Linked DNA regions of Mus musculus: region 1 is linked to region 2. A link is a loop called in an ENCODE intact Hi-C map of the cell type or tissue named here. Cell type or tissue: left cerebral cortex. All regions are shown on one strand.

The links. A loop is a pair of places that touch in the nucleus more often than their neighbours do. Peaks named below come from ENCODE experiments on the same cell type or tissue, not always from the same donor. Only the 100,000 strongest peaks of a DNase experiment are listed, where the experiment ranks them.
Region 1: a loop joins it to region 2, with 2.2 times the contacts of the local background. A loop is called at or near these places in 2 of 42 quality-filtered maps.

Annotation. Positions count from the first base shown.
Region 1 is chr1:34,438,517-34,441,016 of GRCm38, reverse strand. It overlaps Ccdc115 (coiled-coil domain containing 115), which reads left to right and starts at 1,345. Exons shown (of 5, transcript NM_027159.2): 1 at 1,345-1,789; 2 at 1,871-1,974; 3 at 2,085-2,167. The coding sequence starts at 1,679. It overlaps Imp4 (IMP4, U3 small nucleolar ribonucleoprotein), which reads right to left and starts at 1,188. Exons shown (of 9, transcript NM_178601.3): 1 at 1,090-1,188; 2 at 868-976. The coding sequence starts at 1,092. In left cerebral cortex, a CTCF peak has its summit at 941; DNase peaks (open chromatin) are centred at 936, 1,273 and 1,573; H3K4me3 peaks cover 2,199 bases; H3K27ac peaks cover 717 bases.
Region 2 is chr1:34,290,045-34,292,544 of GRCm38, reverse strand. Dst (dystonin) reads right to left here. Exons shown (of 103, transcript NM_001276764.1): 91 at 1,998-2,186; 92 at 629-758. Among named protein-coding and RNA genes, the nearest start is that of Gm26788, 110 kb to the right of the region's middle. In left cerebral cortex, a CTCF peak has its summit at 1,521 (motif pointing right); a DNase peak (open chromatin) is centred at 2,012.

The DNA of each region.
Region 1 (2,500 bases), 150 kb before region 2:
CTCAAAAAAACGTTACATGACACACATATACTTTATAGTCCTAAATTACAGGAACGGAATTTAATTACTGGCACCAGGGATATTGTACTATCAATCAGGCGGGAGACATGAAGTTCCTTAGATACAAAAGCAAAATAGGGATAAATAGAACATTTCCAATTAAGCTCTGTGATAGAGGATCTTCATTTATTAGGGCAAATGAAAATGTGAATTAATGTAAGGCAAAGTTTTAAACTAACCTGTAAAACGAATGTCAAATTCTAAATGGAAGAAGAATTAAAATGCAAGACAATTATAACAATCAATAACAGGTTTTTCTAATTTTGTTTTGAAGAAGACAACAAAAACAAATACCAAGGATTCTTGCAGACCCATTCCCTAAGATGGGAATCAATTAGATGAGGCAAAGGTTTTTTGTTGGTTTGTTGCTTGATTTGGTTTGGTTTTTGGTTTTTCGAGACAGGGATTCTCTGTTTTAGCTCTGGCTGTACTGGAACTCATTATGTAGACCAGGCTGGCTTCGAACTCGGGGATCGGCCTGTCTCTGCCTCTCGAGGGCTGGGATTGAAACCGTGCGCCGCCGCCACCCGACAGAGGCAATGTTTTAAAACTAAATAAAAACTAGATATTCTGTAAGCAAAACTGGCAATCAACCTGTAGACATGGGCAACTGTAGCATAAACGGCCATACTATCACATGGTGGGATCATTCAGAAACCAGTGAGCAGTGAGGTCCTACCTAACGAGCAGAGAAAGGAAAGATGACCAGCCACCCTGATACAAATACATTAAGTTCAAATGCGTTTACACCTCCGTGTAGTATGCTCGAGCAAGGACTTGTAACCCACCAGCACAGGGAGGCCTTACCTTCTAGAGCACGCTTGACTCGCTCCTTCTTCTCCTGAACGGATCGCTGCGCCTCCTCCCGGGCTTTGCGGTACAGGTACTCGCGGCGCAGGCGAGCCTCCCGACGGAGCTAGAGAACACACAGGGTCACCATCCACTTCGGAGCACCGAGGACCACAACTCAGCCCTCCCGTAGTCCCCTTCTTTCCCGCTAAACCAGAACAGGAAATCAAAACATCCTACCATGATGAGCGCCGCTCCCTCACGAGTCCCAACTCTTCTGGCGCTGCTGGCACCACGCAGTGATCACTTCCGCCCTCAACCAAAAAGGCCTTTAGAGGCTTCACTCGATTCCACTGCCGGTCAGAGTGCCCCATCTTAAGATGGCGAATGGAGGAGGGCGTCGCAAGGTGATTGGTCAGACGGGCAACCAATTAATTACCCGGATTTGGGATGTCACGTGGTCTAAGACCGTCCTGATTAGTTAGTCCGTCTGCGGCTTCACCGGTGCTTGAGCTGGTCAGGCAGCAGGCTAGCGAAGAGTAAAAGCAGGAACTGTGCGCATGGCTTCCTAGATTCAAGTTAAGGTCCGACTTTTGGTAGCCATCGGATTCGAGAAGTATCCCGCTCCAGGCGCTAATCCGCGTCCTGGCTGGTGACAGGGATCACCCGGAAGTTGAAGCCTTTGACTTCCGGGTCACGATTAGTACTGCCCCCCTAAGGGCGGATCTTGAGCGCTTATTGGCTGTCATGCACATGGCCGCGCAGTGATTCGGCGGCTTGGAAGGAAGTGGCTCCGCCCATCCGCGCGTGTCCCAAGACTGGCTGGGCCATGGCGGTCCAGGCTCTGCGAGAGGAGTTGGACTCCAAGTGCCTACAGCTGCTCAGTGACCTGGAGGAACTGGAGGCGAAGCGGGCGGCGCTGAACGCCAGGGTGGAGGAGGTGGGCCACGGGGAATGGAAGGAGGGATAGAAAGCGGGCACAGGGAGGGAAAACAGTCTCAAGTCTCTCCTGTCTCCCCAGGGTTGGCTCTCACTTGCCAAGGCTCGCTATGCCATGGGAGCCAAGTCGGTAGGACCCCTGCAGTATGCCTCGCGTATGGAGCCTCAGGTCTGCGTGCGTGCCAGGTGAGCGCCCCCCCCCCCCCCCCCCCTTGGAGAGTGGATGGGCAGGACCTAGGCCGGCGCGGCCAGAGATCCAACTTCCCTTTTTTTTTTTTTTTTTTTTTTTTTCCCAGCGAGGCCCAGGATGGACCCCAGACCTTCAGGGTGATCAAAGCTGACGCCCAGACCCCCGAGGAAGTGGGGCCTAGCGAAGCATGTAAGTCTCCTTTCCACCTGTCAGCCCTTACTCAGCGCTAAAGACAAAACTCATTGAACATTTAAGGAAATTGCTTCATTCGGAATCTGATTAATGGAGAGCGTCTGAGCTGGAGAGTTGAATGTCTGGGGGGCGGGGGTGTGGGAGGGTGGGGTTCTTATACTTTGATAGGTAGGGTTCAAGTAACAGGATAGGAGAGCCGCCCGAGGAGGTCTAAGGGAATGGGGTGTATTCCAAGCCTCCTTGACATAACATGGTTGGGTAAGAGGGTTAAAGGAATGTTGGCGTTTAAGCTGATTGGTTCACAGCATCTGGTCAAACCACAAGGAGGGA
Region 2 (2,500 bases):
GCCTCCCACATTTCATTTATACAATCTCCTGGTTTCCGTGAGAGCATAGCAATCACAGCAGCTCTGCTCCCACTTAGAAACAAAACAAAACCAAAACAAACTAGCTAATACACCATTCAAAAATATACAAAATGTACTACATTGTAGACTGTGCTTGTTAACATTCTCGGCTAACAGCTACCATTCTGAATGCCGTCTTGGGGGTTAGACTCTTAGGGGATTAGTAAAGAGCGAGGCAGCCACAGGTGCATCAACAGAGCCCAAGCCTGCCCTCCACCCAGACCAGGGTCAGCTCTGGTTGGTCGCTACTTCTACACCAGAGGAGAATGTGCTTCCAAGAGGTGATGGTCTGGGTCCTTGTAGCCTTCCCCAGTTTCTTCTCCAATCTGAGAGGTGTACTTTAAACAAAGTTAAACAGAGGTACCTAAGTGCAGCCTTTTATTTCACTTCAAAACAAACAAACAAGGCTAAAAAAAACCTTAAAGGCCACATTTTCTTTAGAAAACCTTTAAAAGTGGACTGCTCACATGGAGTTCTGCTTTCTCTCAGACTTCAAACGCTAAGTCAAACAGAAAGGGAACTGGCTTGTTCAGCCACCTTTATTTTAAATAACCTGCCCCCAGCTTACTTCCGGCTCGTCCCTTGTCCAAGACGGGGATGTGAGACTGTAACGAGGGAGGGTCAGTGGCCCTCCTCTTATAGGTCTTGGTAACTTTATCAACGTCGGGCTGTTTTCTGGTCATTTCTTCCATGAAGGTCTGAAAGGGAAAACGGTGTCAATTAAATCACGGTATAGATTAAAACCCCGGGTGAAAGGGCTGTGCCATTATTTTTAAAGGATTATCCCATTAAGCAACTGTGACAGTTGGCGCTTTCAATGATTTCCGGAGAAGGTAAAGCCTGACACCGGACCAAAGGCAAGTTCAAATAAAAAACAAAACTGTCACTTTTCAGTCAGAAAAAACAACATCTGCAGGCCATCCTAGCTATCGGCATCAACTCCGTCTGAATTTCCAAGGTCTTCCACCAGGGGTTTAAGTGAACATGTTCCTGATGCCGTGCATTCTTCCCACACAGTTTAAAAAACTTGAATTGCTTTGCACACAGTGGTGGAAGATGGCCATGTTAAACACAGAGATTCCTACTGGTCACAGGGAGCAGTGAGATTAGTGCGGTACATTTAAAAAGTTACATTTGTAAAGGCTCAGTATCCTGCTACTCCTCATTGCATCTCCTTGGCTTCTTGTTACTGCCGACTGGTCCCTACACGTTGGGTATGTTGGCTGAGGAAAGGCAGAGGCTGCGGTCAAAAGTGACGGGAAAACATAAGGCAGACAAATGTTTCTTATGTTGGGAAACTTGAGCCACCGTGATAATTATAATATCCACATAACCTGAGATACTTTGGGACAGGTAGATACCAATAACACAGATTTAACATTTTAAAATTCTGTTTTTAGTTTTGTGTGTGTGTGTATGTTGTTGCTTGTCAATATATACACCACCTGTGTGTAATGCCTGCAGAGGTCAGAAGAGGGAGCTGCAATTCCCGAAACTGAATTTACATGTGGTTTTGAGGAACTGAATTTAGTTCCTAAGTGTTCTTAACCTTTGAGCCATATCTCCAGCTCCAGTAAACATTCTATGAATCAGGGCACATAGAAAGCCATCATTTCAGCATTTAAAACAGGTGGGGTGCTCAGGGTGAGTAGTCACTCTGAGGACGAGAAGGCACCCCCTTTCTAAGTAGGCTGCATTTGGAATATTCATGGTTGTTCATCTGAGAAGACAGAGGAAAAGCAGATAGGAAACAAGGAAGTAAGTGCAGGCCAGGGCCACAGCAATGAGATCAGACCGCCCAGAGGGAGAGTCAAGTTAAAATAAGACCAGCTGTAATGCAGCTGCGGGCCAAGAGGCTCACTAGTCTGGGAACGGGTTGGAGAAGCCTAGCAACAAGAGAAAGGAGACACCCGAGGGGATGGATTGAGTTTCTTTACCTGGTGTTCTGCAATGAGGGTTTTCACCTCTTCGATCTCCTGGGGGATAACTTCCTTATCTTTCTCGGTCAGTGTGGTTTCCGCCCACTGTAGCCATGCCAGCAGAGTCTCCAGCAGCTCCTGCTTGGCGATGAGCCCAGCCAGCGCCCCTGCTAACCTCTGCTGGTGCTGCTTCGCCCAGGCCAGCACCTGTTGCACGGACACACAGCTCGCTCAGGTTCTTGCAACTTAGTTTCATTAATGTAAACCACACCCATTTAAAAAGTCAACTAGGATCCTTCTGAGCTAGACCTAGGAAGCTTTCTGCTAGTCTAGATCTGGCCAGTGGCTCTCAGATCCAGCCTGAGGAAGCACCGAGTCCCCTTTCGAGGATGTCTGTCCTCAGGAAAATGTTAGCCATGTACCTAGCATCCAGGTTTACTCCTGTTTATCCCTTGGGCTTTCTCATGTTCAAGTATACCTTCTCTAAAGCATGCCTACTCCAGGCAGCTTTCAGAAGCGGC